Regions from separate parts of the Homo sapiens genome. Here region 1 is linked to region 2. Evidence: chromatin contacts called from ENCODE Hi-C or POLR2A ChIA-PET data. All regions are on one chromosome and are shown on one strand. Each heading gives the region's core, a stretch centred on a gene start or an enhancer-like site at or near the end of the contact. The rest is flanking DNA. Distances are from core to core; before and after follow the strand shown.

What was found. A loop is a pair of places that touch in the nucleus more often than their neighbours do. ChIA-PET counts read pairs that join two places held with the same protein, here RNA polymerase II (POLR2A). Pooled maps may share reads with other maps.
Region 1: POLR2A ChIA-PET joins it to region 2 with 17 read pairs in MCF 10A. The contact joins the enhancer-like site here to the promoter of MME in region 2. A Hi-C loop is called at or near these places in 1 of 168 maps with a recorded cell type or tissue (Caco-2) and 2 of 50 pooled maps. POLR2A ChIA-PET finds 5 or more read pairs at or near these places in 1 of 52 experiments (MCF 10A).

The regions. Positions count from the first base shown.
Region 1 is chr3:155,127,365-155,134,580 of GRCh38, reverse strand. All of the region lies in intron 8 of MME (membrane metalloendopeptidase), which reads right to left. Among named protein-coding and RNA genes, the nearest start is that of MME, 51 kb to the right of the region's middle. Within about 2 kb of position 3,225, at least 2 of the 41 ENCODE cell types and tissues checked have a DNase peak (open chromatin) inside an H3K27ac peak, as active enhancers do.
Region 2 is chr3:155,076,316-155,083,272 of GRCh38, reverse strand. MME (membrane metalloendopeptidase) reads right to left here and starts at 2,954. Exons shown (of 23, transcript NM_007289.4): 1 at 2,807-2,954.

The DNA of each region.
Region 1 (7,216 bases), core at 1,976-4,475, 51 kb before region 2:
CACAATAGCAAAAACGTAGAATCAACCTAGAGAATCATCAATGGTAGACTGGATAAAGAAAATGTGGTACATATACACCCTGGAATACTATGCAGCCATAAAAAAGAATGAAATCATGTCCTTTGCAGCAACATGGATGCAGCTGGAGGTCATTATCCTAAGTGAATTAATGCAGGAAGAGAAAACCAAATACCACATGTTCTCATTTATAAGTAGGAGCTAAATGTTGGGCATTTAAGGACATAGAGATGGCAATAATAGATGCTGAGGATTAATAGAGGGTGGAGGGAGAGAGTGGAGCAAGGGTTGAAACACTAACTATTGGGTACTATGCTCACTACCTCAGTGATGGGGTCATTCATATTCTAAACCTCAGTACCATGCAATATATCCATGTAACAAAACTACACATGTACCCCCTGAATCTAAAATAAAACTTGAAATTATATTTTTAAAAAACTCTAATCACTAAAGTAACAGAAATGAAAAGACAATTTTACGTATATTCTCAGCAACTCAATTTTTTTCTATTTAAGGTAATCAGAATTTTTGTTTCACTTTGAAGTAAACGAGTATGTCTGAGTTCATACCTCATGGGACCAACTATTCCAAAGTACAAGCATGCAGTGTTTTGAATTAACTGTATTCCCAAAGCATATAAATCAATCGACCTTTAGCAGGGTATTACTACTGACTATAAACAAAATGGTAGTTCGAATTTTCCAATATCAATCTACTGAGATATATCTCAGTAGATTGATATTGGAAAATTGATATTGGAAAATATATATATACCATATATATATACACACCATATATATACACATATATATATACACCATATATATGTATATATACACACCATATATATACACACACTATATATGTATGGTATATATATATATATATATATATATGGTGTGTGTATATATATGGTGTGTATATATACATATATATGGTGTATATACATATATATATATGGGATGCTTTTTGTTGATGAGGTGAGAAAACAATAACAGTAATCATCTTGGGCACTTTGTTGACTCAGCAAACTGATTCTGCTCCAGTCTCTTTATCCTTACCGATGTATTTAAAGACTATAGAACTTTGATATAAGGCAAGCACAAGAACTTTGGATGATGCTTCTAGTCTGCTAAACTGGTCAAGTTTCTCAGAAAACTGGAAGCATATAGTATCACTAGCTTCTGGGATGCTCGAGTATTTAATATAGCTACATGGAATATACCACTTCTTTTAATGAATTCCATTACCTGGTAACTACTCCAATGTAACTGATTAAAACATATGTCTTAGTATCATGACTATCTTTCCTGACTTCCAAATTTATCTGGTGTCAGAACTTAAGGTTACTGCCGTGCTAAATCCATTGTACGAGATGTGATTCTACCTTAAGGTTTTAATTTTCTTTATTATGATACTTCCAGATATGGAAAATGTGAAATGATGATAATTGTCATGATTTGGGAAGAAACTTTATACATATATATATATATATATTTTTTTTTTTTTTTTTTTTTTTTAGACGGGGTTTGCTCTTGTTGCCCAGGGTGGAGTGCAATGGTGCAATCTCGGCTCACTGCAACCTCCGCGTCCTGGGTTCAAGTGATTCTCCTGCCTTAGCTGGGATTATAGGCATGTGCCACCATGCCCGGCTAATTTTTTGTATTTAGTAGAGACGGGGTTTCACTACGTTGGTCAGGCTGGTCTTGAACTCCTGACCCCAGGTGATCCACCACCTCTGAGTCCCAAAGTGCTGGGAATACAAGCATGAGCCACCACGTCAGGCAAATCAACATGTATTTTAACACTTAAAAAGTAGATTGGCCAGGATACTTTTTAAACCCAAATTTAATTTTGTGTGTGTGTGACTGAGAGAGCAATTAGTTATTACAACAGAGGCCAGAGTCAGCTCTCATTTTTGACAGTCATAAGGTAGATTTCTTGAAGCTCTGAGATAGCAAATCAATGATTGTTTACGTGAAGAAGAATCCACCAAAACATTTATGTAGCTTTTCTTAAAAAAAAAATTGTAAGTCCTAGTACTCGTAACAGTAGTTTCAAAGGTGATCATCGGTTTTAAACAGTTAGATAAAATCCATATAATAGCAGTTTTGTGGGTTTTAAAATCACACACTACCAATGAGATGATATTTACTAACACCCAACACCATGGATAGTTACTCTAGTTAGGACTATCTTCATTTTGCAGAATCAGGTAATGATATTTATAAATTGGCTCTTTAGAAATGAGGCTCTTCCTGCCTGGAAAAAGCCTGATGTTTGTTAGATTTGCCAAAGAGGAAGAGAGCAAATGAATGCCATTTGACTACTGTCCTTCAAACTTTAATTTCATTCCTAATGAATGACAATCAAGACCCAGGGAGGAACAGAAAACTGTCCTGTCAGATTGATATCTGGGTAACCTAGCGAGCCAACTACCTATGGATCAGGGATTTTATTTCCAAAGATTCTGAGACACCTAGCTCTTACCAATGTTCTGCCTTCCCCATTCTAGGAAGAAACTCCACTTAATGTGGAGCATGAAGTGACTGAGGAGTCACAGAATTGTGTCATTCTTGGCCACTGATGTTGGGGAATATTTAATAATGCTACACAAGAAGTTTGCTGGGGGAACACAGAGGGAGACTAAGCAGGAAAGATTATTTCCTACCAAAAAAGCTTAGAAACATTTCTCAATTTAAGCAGCATGTCAGCTAGTGTGCAGTTGTTAGCAGAGAGACCTGCTTCCCTCCAACAGACTGCAAACATATAGTCACACAGCCATTTCTGGGCACTGGAAATAAAAAATAGCCCCCAGTGGAGCAGGACGCTAGAGCAGGAGGAACGTGGGACCTAAGAGGACCCAAACTTGGACCAGCATAGGGACTGTTTGGGGCTTTCATCAGGTTATCAATAAGAACCTGAAGATTTGTACAACTTCTTGCATAACTTCCAAGGTTTATTCCATGCTTGGGGGGCTGAATCTAGCTCTTTTTACAAACTGAGTTCAGTTGATCTCAAAAATTCTCTGTCATATTCACTAAATCTCATGTTTAAAAGCCCCCTTTTGTTTTCTTAAACACAGATTACTGAACTGAGTGAAACCTTCTGACTATTAGTCACTTGGTACCCAGAAAGGACAAAGTGAGGTCAGCAGTTTCCCTTGCAGGGCCTGTCTTATCATGTCATAGCTGTGTTATGCAGTGAGACAAGCTCCGCCACGTATCACTGAGGCACATATTGGCCGAGCAGTTTAAAGTACACAAACTGTTTCCCTATAATGATAGAGCCACCTACACAAGATTATCTTAGGTCTGCTCAGATTTCTCTATCTGACTTGCTGCCATCTGAGTCCATCGTTATCTTTCACATGAATTACCATGTGGCCTTCTCTGATCTTTCTGCTTCCATTAAAACACATTCTACAAACAACAGCCAGAGATGGTTTCAGCAAGCCAAATTGAATCACCCATGCCTTACCCCAGTCACTTATTATTCTATCACCTTGATTTATTTTCTTTATAACACTCACAATTTGTCTCATTTCCTTAAATTATTTACTTGGTTATTTATTGTCTATCTCTTCCCATTAGAACATGAGTTCCATGAGAACAAGGACCTTGTTTCCTTGGAATGTCTACTGCCTAGAAAAGTATCTGTCACATAGCATAAGCTCAATGAAGATCTGTTGAATTAAAAAAAAATGAAGTTAAATTGTAAATATATTAAGTTTCTCTCACTTCCTATTTCCTCGGAACTTCTATTCTTAGCTCAAGTCCTGAACAGTTTCTCTCAGCTTGTACATTGGGTAGGTGGACAAAGAAAATCCCCTCTTGTTTAATCCCAGTTCCAGCTTGCACCTGCTCATCTACAGGATAGCCAATCTCAGCTTGTGTTCTTTCCCAGGTACATATAATTTGGAGACTTCTCCTGGCTTTTCTGATCTAGGAGCACAGACTCTGGGTCATCGCTTTCTGGCTTCAGTCCATTGTGCCCATGTTCCAAGTCCTCTATCCTCATCCCTAAAATGTCTCTATTTTTATGAACCTCAGATTTTGTGAAGGCTCTACACTTCTTTATAACTCTGGCTTCTTCTCCCTAGCCATGCCCTGCAGCAGTATACCCTGTAGCTTCTACTCTCCAGTTCCTTTCCCGCCTCCTTATGCTCTCAAACTCTAGCCTGAGTGGTTTTCTTACTTTTCTTTTAGACCTGAAATGCTCTACTCAAAGAAATGTTTTGTGGATGTATAAATGCACAAGTAAAAATAAATCATAGTGGCTTTTGAAGTGTGTGTACATGTGAGGTGTTTCTGCACAGAGCCCTGTAATTGGCACACACAAAGTAGTCCTTAGAGTTGGAAACCACTAACCTCACTTATTGCTCCTTCTCAGGCAAACATCAGTACAGAGCATAAACATATCTATTATGTAATTATGCTCAAATATTTTGGATTCCTAATCTTCAGATTTCCTTATGAAGGACAACAAAGTAAGATAACAATTGCTCTTGAAAAGCTAAGAAGGTAGAGAAAGGGAAGCTTTGAGACCAATTCCAATTCACCCCCAATACAGAGTTCAGACTCTTCTGAAGGTGGGTGATTTCTTAAGAAAATTAAGGTCCTCATTTCTCTCAGTGAATCAATATAGAAGAACATTCTCACATGAGGTTGCTGGTTGGTTTCACTTACAAATTTTGTGAATGGGAATGGTTATGTTTATGGGCCATGTGTATCTTTCGTATTGTTTTCCTAGCATAGAAATTTGTACCTCTGTAAGGAATAGAATTGTCTTGAATCTCCCTACTTCTGTTCTTTGAGATAGCATTGTGTCATTAAGTAATCTCTTCAGATAATCAGAATACCTCAGAACTCAGGCTCCATCTCTTTAACAAAGATATAGCACAAGAAGCTCCTTGATGAGAACATCTTGAGAACAGTTTGTTAGGAAGAGCAGACACGGTGAATGTGGGCCCCTTTCTGAGATGATGCAACTGTTCTCTATCACTTTCCCTTTCTAGATTATAATAATAATCAAATATTACAATACAAAAATTCCATTATGAGGGTATCCAAAGCAAAAAAAAAATGACTTCTATAAAGTGAAATGATCTTCTTAGTAATTGTGGGGGCTATTTTCATAGTCGATAAGAAGTTTGGTTTTAAGATTATGGGAGATGATACCTCTGGATGACCTGGATATCCTGGAAGGAAGGATCAAAGAAGACCTGGGGAAACAGGCTGAGTTAATAATCTGATAAAGGAGACCTACGATTAGAGTACTTTTGACTGAAGAGGGAATGTGACCCTCTGTGATCCTCAGCCTCTGAGGCATATCTGCAGAAGGTAGACCCCACACTAAAGTTTTAAAATTATAGGCTAAAGCGACGGGCAAGGAAGCCAGACCTCTCTGGTCTAAGACCATCTTTCTTTGACAAAAAAAGTTGGTGACCCTATGCCAATTCTCAAAACTTCTCTTGATTATTTCCAATAAAATAATGTAAACTGCAAATGTATGATACCCATTGATTGTATAAATATACCTCAGGCAAACTGAGTTTAGCAAAGAAGTAACTGGGGATTGAAAAGAGAAAAGAGAACACAGAGTTTGTAAAATGCTAAAGAAATGTATGCTATTAGCTATTGATGCCCTAGAGCTCATGTTTCCCGGAATCAAGGGAAGGAAACAAGGAGGGCTTCCAAAAGATTGGGTTCTTCTTTCTTTTGTTTCCTCTCTTCCCTGCTATCTTCCCCCTCAATCATTCATTTGCTGATTCTGTAGTATTTAAGGGCCAGAAACTTTGGTAGGTATTAGAAAAAGAGCAAAGGGCAATGAGACACAGCATTGCTTCCACTTCATTTACAGTTTTATAGAAAAAAAAAGACATTAAATAAGAAGTATACAGAAACCTGGGTGCTAGGAAAACTATATTAGAGGAAAGAGTGTAGGCAGGTGGTGTGTGTGGGGGGCAAGTTCTAGGCAAAGGGAAAAGCATATATAAAAGCCTATAAGGGAGAAAATCATTGAAGGCCAATGATACACTGACATTAACATTCCTTCCAGATTTATAACTCCTCTACTGAAGGTAAACTTGTTATTCTACACTTCGCACCATTTTTTGTTCATGAAGCAATAAGACACAAGACAGAAATACTTAAGGTGGTTGACATCTTTCAAAGATAGCAGAGTAGTGGAAAAACTAGAATTTTGCCAGAAATGCAGGGGAAACTGAGGGATTGCAGGTGGTAGGGATTAGGAGAGAGTAGAAAATATCATGGGAAAAATAAGGGTAACATTGGAATTCTTACTGTAACTACACACGCTCTCACCCCCATGCCCAAAAGAATGGATTTAAAAAAAGGGAGAGGGTGCAGAAATATTCAGATAATTACCCATTTCTGGGATGACATGTAACTTTTATTTTTATGCAACTCCCTTCCACTGAAAGGAGATTGCTTACAGCTTGAAGCACTACCTTAAGAAGAATTCTGAGATCTCAGGTTAGCAGGAAAGAAGGATGTCACCAAAAGTACATAGTTATGGAAGAGGAGCAAGGCAGCAAGCATGCTGCGTGTTTGCTAGTCTGATTCAGATCGTTGAAGAGCACCTAATTAAGCTGAGAATAACTTCCGGGCTGTAAGTGCCAGTGCAGGTTAGTTTCTTCTATCATTTGCTCATTCAAAGAACTCTACTAGTATGAAGTACCAACTCTTAAGAAATTGTAATAATGTAGTAGAATGAAGAAGAGAGAAGGACCAAAGTTTGCCACTATACTACTGTTCTGCTGAGTGTTGACAGCAAACTTCTGAGACTCAGATTTCTCACTCATAAACTCTATAAACATATTACTGATTCTAGATTTGATCACCACTGTGTTATTTGATCACAAATACAGTATTCCCTAGATCAGTGGATGTAAACTGTGGCAGAGTATGCTAAATGACATTGGTATATGTACTCCTCATCTTTTAAATGATACGACCTTCCTCTCTGCCAACCAAGTTTTAACAAGACACAGACATGGCCACTGCTCAAGACTACATTTTCCTGCCTCCTTTATATTTAGTTGTGGCCACATGACAATGTTTTAAGCAACGGAATGTATGCAAGTTCTGCGCCATTTACATAAAGGTTAACTATTTGTCTACCACTTTCTCTCTTTTCTTCTTCCTGTGGCCTGACATGTGAATAGGGCACT
Region 2 (6,957 bases), core at 1,705-4,204:
GGGGCACAGAGAAGTCAGGCAACGTGTTCAAGACTACACAACTCGTCAATATTCTTTGTAAAGAACACATTTGGTCACTGTTCAAAATAAAGCTGTATCATCATGCAGTAAAAGCGTACTGTAGAAATTTAGGGGGAAAATTAAGGGGATATAAGCCTAAATATTAAATTTCATCAGGGGCCTAGTGACACTTTATCAGCCAGTCTCCAAGGATTAGAACACACAATTTCCATTTTTCTGCATGACTGTATAAAAGAACATCTTAAACTAGCAGATTAGCTGTTTATAGCTCAATACAAATTGCTCTTAGAATTTGGTCCCAGGATGAAGTGGCGGCTCAGAAATGCTCTTATAGTTAAAGATCTTTGTTGAACACACACAATTCTCTAAGGGTGTGTTTTGTGGAAACTGAGGCATAGGAGAAAGAAGAAACATATTCTACATTTGAAGTATGGTCTGGGAGACCCAGCAGAAAACTAGAAATTAACCTTCCCAGTGAATTATTAATAAGCGAACCACAGCTAGACCTTAAAGTTCTGGATACAAAGTCTTAAACATGCTGTCCCCTTGATTACATGAGGCTATAAGCAAGGACAGACTATCAAATAAAAATATTTTATTACACAATGAAAACCGTGTCTGCTAAATAAAAGTGGAATGTAATGTACCTGAATGTTAAAATGTCTTACTTAATGGTTATGTAAGGCATGCTGGCTTAGTCTCACCACCCCTGGGGTTATGATATGGAATTGCATTGATTGTAGTCCTATTTTAATAGTGTATTGGTTGGGCAAAGGAAAGAGGGGAACAAATTTAATAATACTCTGGACACTTTACAGAGAGGTAAACAATAATAATTCTCCCAGTCTCCCCATGTTTCATGACTGTCCTAAAGAACACCTGAATGTTAAGCACATTTGCTAAAGTATTTCCCTTTCCTGAATATTGTTCCCCCCGCATATGTCAGAAGACAATGTAGAGAAATGTTTTACTGGTATAAAAGGACTTTTTTTTTTCTTAGTTCTTCCTTAGAAATGACAGTCAGTGTCCCTGTAAAGTAAAGCGAAGGGGTGAACCAGGGCAGCCTCAGGGTTAAATTACAGGTGCTCTGTGGAAACTCCATGCCTTGTGGTGTAGTAAAGCTAGTGGATAAGCATTTCTTTCTCCCTGTAAGTTACTTTCCCTTGGCTTCTCCTCCTTACCCTTGAGACTGGGTACTGAAGCAGCTGGGCTCTTAATGGGTCAGCACCCAAGTTTGCAGAAACAGTTACAGAGAAATGAAGACAGTGACAGAAGCTGCATCAAAACAATATAATCTTTGAATCACCTGCAAAGTCTTCCTCCATCTCCCCCTCTTGTAAATGCCCTGTAAATTCTTAAAGGAAGTCTTTTGCTCTTAGTAGCCTTTTTTCAAAAGCATTGAGCAAAAGCAGAAATGATGCAAGTTTAATCTCCTAATTAACTTTGTCGTTCATTTCCAGTTAATTCTGGAAGGTTCACAATTTTTCTTTAAGACATCAGGGGACAGTATCTGGAATCTCACTGTGGAACATATGACTAAACCCCAAATACCTGAATATCCAACTTAACCACACCCAATCCCATAGAGAAGAGTAAGGGGGACAAGTAAACAAAAGAATACAAAAAAAAAAAAAATACCAAGTTGAGGCTTATAGTCCCATATAAAGCAGGGTACGCAAAAACATACCTGTATTCTTAAAATATTTCACTTCAACTGAAGATGTGTTAAATAAAAAGTTTAAACGGAAAAGTGGACACTGCCACAGACGAGAATAGAGAATTAGGAGGTCTAAGATAACAAGAACCTGCAAACTTCAGCTCGACAATATTACCAACAGAATAAATTACTATTTTAAGTGTAAGCTTAATTTCAAAGCAATGTAAAGCAGCAATTCTTATACCAGTTGAGCATAAGCATTACTATATCAGACAGTCAAAGCAGGAAACCTGGATAACTGATTTGTTAAAAAGGAAATCTCATTGACTTACAGACTTAGACTTAGCTAAGCAGTTTTCATCTTCACTGCACATTATAACATTAACTTATATCTGCAGGTTCCTGAAGCTGTGCTATGCAATTACAGTTTGTTCTATGGAAACTGAGGCACAGGAAGAAGGAGAAACAGTTTCCATATTTAAACTGTGTCTGCAGAAGCTGAGGACAGAGGTACTCAGGATAAATCATCTTCTTGTTTCCCAGACATTAATTAGGTGTTTCCCAGCCTGAAATACGGAGTTCTGGACACGAAGTGCCAACCATATTACTCCCCTGGTTAGTGCTGCTCTACAACCAAAGACACAGGGTTAAGTCCAAGAAATTACCAGACAATTTTTTAAAGTGCTAGAACCCACAAAAATGGCAGGGGATGAAGCTACACGCCTTCATACAGTCGATTTGCCGACAAGCACTTTCCAAATGCTGACGCTGCAAGTCAGGTACTAGTTTTCAGTTTAATAAAATTGCCATTTGAATCATATATGGGGGAGGAATCGACTTGATCGAGAAGCTAAAGAGGGATATTTGGTTGCAATTACCCTTATTTTGAAACCAGACAAATAGACTGAAACCAGTTAAGAGGTCTTAAACTTTCATCTACAAAAGGACACACCAGCCCCGCACCGACCAACCCTTGTGAGATTTAAGCATTAATTATATAATAGGAAATCAGGTTAAAAGCAAGATGAAGAGGTGGGATAATGAAAAGATCTTCCGGTTAAGAAAAGTAAAAATAGAAAAGTGAGTTACAAATGAGAAAATCCGACAGAAACCAAAATGAAAACAAACCTTGCTTTTTAAAAAGAAGAAAAAAAAATCAGTGTCTGTACAGCAGAATGGCAAATTCCCAGCCCCCAAATCAGCCCCGGTGCAATCTGGTAGCGCGGATCTCGGTAACAAAACATAACTCCCCAAGGCAGAGGCCGCAGGGAACTATGGAAATGAACCTGAAGAGCCAACCTGACGTGACTTCCAGAGCCCTCCTCCAGGTCACCCTCTGGGCCCCTCTCCCTCCCCTCACTCTTCAGGTCCCAGTAGCGGCTCCTTCCCAGGGCACGCCTCCTCCACGGCCGCAGGGTCCTGGGCGCTCGGATCGCGCTGGACCTTAGCTGCGGACCCTGCTCAGCGCACCTCCCGGCAGCCGCTCCCCTCGGCTGGCTCTGCCCTCCCCGTGCCCGTCCCACGGGCTCCCAGCGCCCTGGGCGCTCGCGCCCTTTGGACCTTTCTCCCTCAGCTCGCTCTCCTGGGACTCACCAGTGGGATTCGGGAGAAGTTGGAGGCTGCTGAGCCGACACATCCCGACCAATGAGCGCACGGGGCCGGGTGGCAGTGGCGGGCTGAGAGCCCAGCCAAGCGCCTCTCAGTCCGTGCATCCGCCCAAGGCGCGCGGGCTCCAGGCTGAGGCCGGACTTGGGGGAGGTTCCGGACCCGCCTCCGCCCGGGCCGTGGGGCGACGAGGCACCTGGGCATCCCTCCGACCCGCACCCACAGAGACTCACCGTGACCCCTCAGCAGATCCCGCGCCAGGAGTTGGGCGGCTGCTCCAGCCTGCTCTCGGTCAAGCTTCGCCACTTGCACATCTCCGCGCCCCGCGCGTCTCGGCGCTCTCACGGCCCACCCCCCCCACCCCCTACCCCGCCTCGCCGCTGCAGGACCAGAGAGAGGAGCAGTTCCCTGGGTGACCTGAAGGTTTCCGCTAGGTCTCCCAAATCCAGTCACTTCATGTGAGGGGGCCGGGGAGACGGGGGGCGGGCGGTGGCAATGAAAATGTCCCATCCTCCCCACCCCCCATCTCACCATTCCCAAAAGGGCTTTGCTAAACATTTTTAGAATTGCTTAGCTTCGGGGCTTTCAAGAAAACAATACACGGGCTCTTCGGGATTCTCTAGTCCTGAGGGGGCTCCATCTCTCCCCTGTGGACCGGAGACTATAATGCTTGCCTCTTCTCACGCTCTTCTTTCGCTCTCTTTCCCGCTCCCTTTCCTCCCTGAATCCAAGCTTCCTTCCTTCTTCATTTAAATGTCCTCTCTCCCTCCCTCCTTCGTTTTCTTTTTTCTTACTCTCCCTCCCCGTTTCCTTCTTTCCTTCCTTGCTCCTGCTTTCTCCACCCCGCTTCCCTCTTTCTTCCCTTTCTTTTCCTTGGTCGAAGTACTCTCATGTCAAGATCTGAACTGAAACTCTCCGCTCCCACCTCCTGACTTCAGGGAATCTTAAAACGTGTGTACATCGGAGGTTGAGGGTGGGGAGTGAGAAAGAGAAAAATAAACTAAAGTGTGTCTGCTCTACCTACTGAAATCAGCCGTAATGCGCCTGGACCCTCACAGTTTAATGCAAGCAAGCAGCGTACCCCTTTCACTCAAGACACAGCGATTCCTCCTCAAAGGGGTAAATACAAACAAGGAAATAAATACTTTAGGCACAAAGGCAGTTTCTTTGTAAAAGCTACCTTTAGCAGCTATAATTGCCAAGGAGCTCAGAGGAACTAAACTTCCTTTTTTTTTTGCTTCCAGTGTACAAGTACCTTTAATACTGATCCCTTTCCTCTTTTGAATCACAGGTAATTACACACACACACACACACACACACACACACACATACACACACATATTCACACTCCACTGCGGAATTCATACTGAAATAAAACTGGGTTTGCAATTATCTGTTTTTAATATCAAAATGATTTGCTGCTTGAGAAGAGTCCCCTTGTGCTAAAAAATTTTCCATCTTTTTCATAGCAGAGAAAGCTGAAAAGCAAGGAGAAAAGGTAGTTCATCCTAATAAGTGGAATACAATGGAGAGACATTTCCCCAAAAAGCTAACCAATCTTTAAATAATTCGATTAATATAGAGGAAAAATGGAGTGTGTAGACCTAACAAGTGCTATTGACGTCTATTTACGCTTTCTCTGTGCATCTTACAGACACTATTTAGTCCTCACAACAATCCCGAAATATTGGTGTTTTCACTCCCACAAATAAGCATGCGGGGCTTGACTAGCGCCCTGGAAAGCATCTCAACTGGAATTTTTTTTTCCTACAGAGTCTCGTGCTGTCGCCCAGGCTGGAGTGCAGTGGTGTGATCTCTGCCTCCTGGGTTCAAGCGATTCTCCTGCCTCAGCCTCCTGAGCAACTGGAAATACAGGCACGCACCACCACACCGAGCTAATTTTGCTTGCGTGTGTGTGTGTGTGTGTGTGTGTGTGTGTGTGTACTTTTACTTTCGGGGTTTCTCCATATTGGCCAGGCTGGTCTCAAACTCCTGGCCTCAAGTGATCTACACACCTCGGTCTCCCAAAGTGCTGGAATTACAGGTGTTAGCAATCATGCCTGGCGGTGAGGACTCTTTTAAAGGAAAAAAAAGGATTTACTTAAAATGTATGACAAAAGAAAAAAAAAATGCCTACTTAGAGTTAATTTTAGACTCTGACTTTCAGCTGATAGTCGACAGTATGGATTGGTAACTGGTTTCCCAGAACAAATATTTTTTTCTTTTTCTCTTTTCTTTCTGTTTTTTGTTGTTGTTGCTGTTGTTCGTTTTTTTTTGTTTAGATGAGGGTCTGACTGTGTTGCCCAGGCTGGTCTCTAACTCTGGGCTCAAGCAATCCTTCAGCCTCAGCCTCTTAAGTAGCTTGGACTACCCACATCTCCCTTACAATATCTTGATTTCATTAAAGTTGATTAGAAACTTAGGGTTTTTGTTGTTGTTGTTTGTTTGTTTGTTTTTAAATCAAGAATGCTAAATCTCCTCCCAGAAGTTTGTGCAAGTTTGAGATAATTTTTTTAAGGGATCTTAAAGAGTCCCCAACTATTTACAGTAAGTAAATTTAGACAACTGAGGCTTACTGAGGTGGTCCAAGATCACTCAGTTTGGCCACTTATAGGAATGGAGGAGAAAGTAGCCCTCCTGGTGGCCATACATAAGTTATTAAGAATGGAATGCATTGGTTCTAGCAGTTTGCAGAATGGATCCTTAAAAACCACTGTGTGTGACACAAATGCTTGATGAATTTTTTTAAGTCCTTTAAAAATGCTATAGTGCATTTTTATATGCACCATTGAGCCAGCAGGCAAGTAAAAGAAAATCTTAGAAGCCAAAAACAAAGAGAGCTGTCAGAGGCATTTGGACCAGAGCAACTCCATCTTGAATAGGGGCCGGGTAAAATAAGGCTGAGACCTGCTGGGCTGAATTCCCAGGAGGTGAGACCTTCTTAGTCATACGATGATGTAGGAGGTCGGTTGGCACAAGGTATAGGTCAGAAAGACTGTGCTGATGAAACAGGATACTGTAAAGAAGCCAGCCAAAACCTACCAAAACCAAGATGGCCATGAAAGTGACCGCTGGTGGTCCTCACTGCTCATTATATGTAAATTTTAATGTATTAGCATGCTAAAAGACACTACCACCAGTGCTATGACAGTTTACAAATGCTATAGCAACATCCAGAAGTTAACCTATATAGTTTAAAAAGGGGAGGGACCCTCAGTTCCAGGAAATCTCTGCCCCTTTCCCTGAAAACTCATGAATAATCTACCCCTTGTTTGGCATATAATGAAGAAATAACTGTAAGTTTACTCAGTCAAGCCGCCTATGCTGCTGCTGTGCCTATAGAGTAGCCATTCTTTATTCCTTTACTTTCCTAATAAACTTGATTTCACTTTATGGATTCATTCTGAATTCTTTCTTGCAAGAGGTCCAAGAACCCTCTTTTGGGGTCTGGATCAAGATGTCTTTCTTGTAATACCGACAAAAAAATCAAGAAGGATATGTGAGTGCTGAAAACAGTAGCTGTCCTGGTGGTATCTATCCATTTCAAGAGGCCTCACTGGACTTAAGCGACCTAGAGCTTTCACTTTAACAGGACTTGCAAGTGCCAAGGGACTTCATACAAAGTGTAGTCCAGGGCAAAGTGAAAATGTGGGCTAACAAAAAATGAAACTCA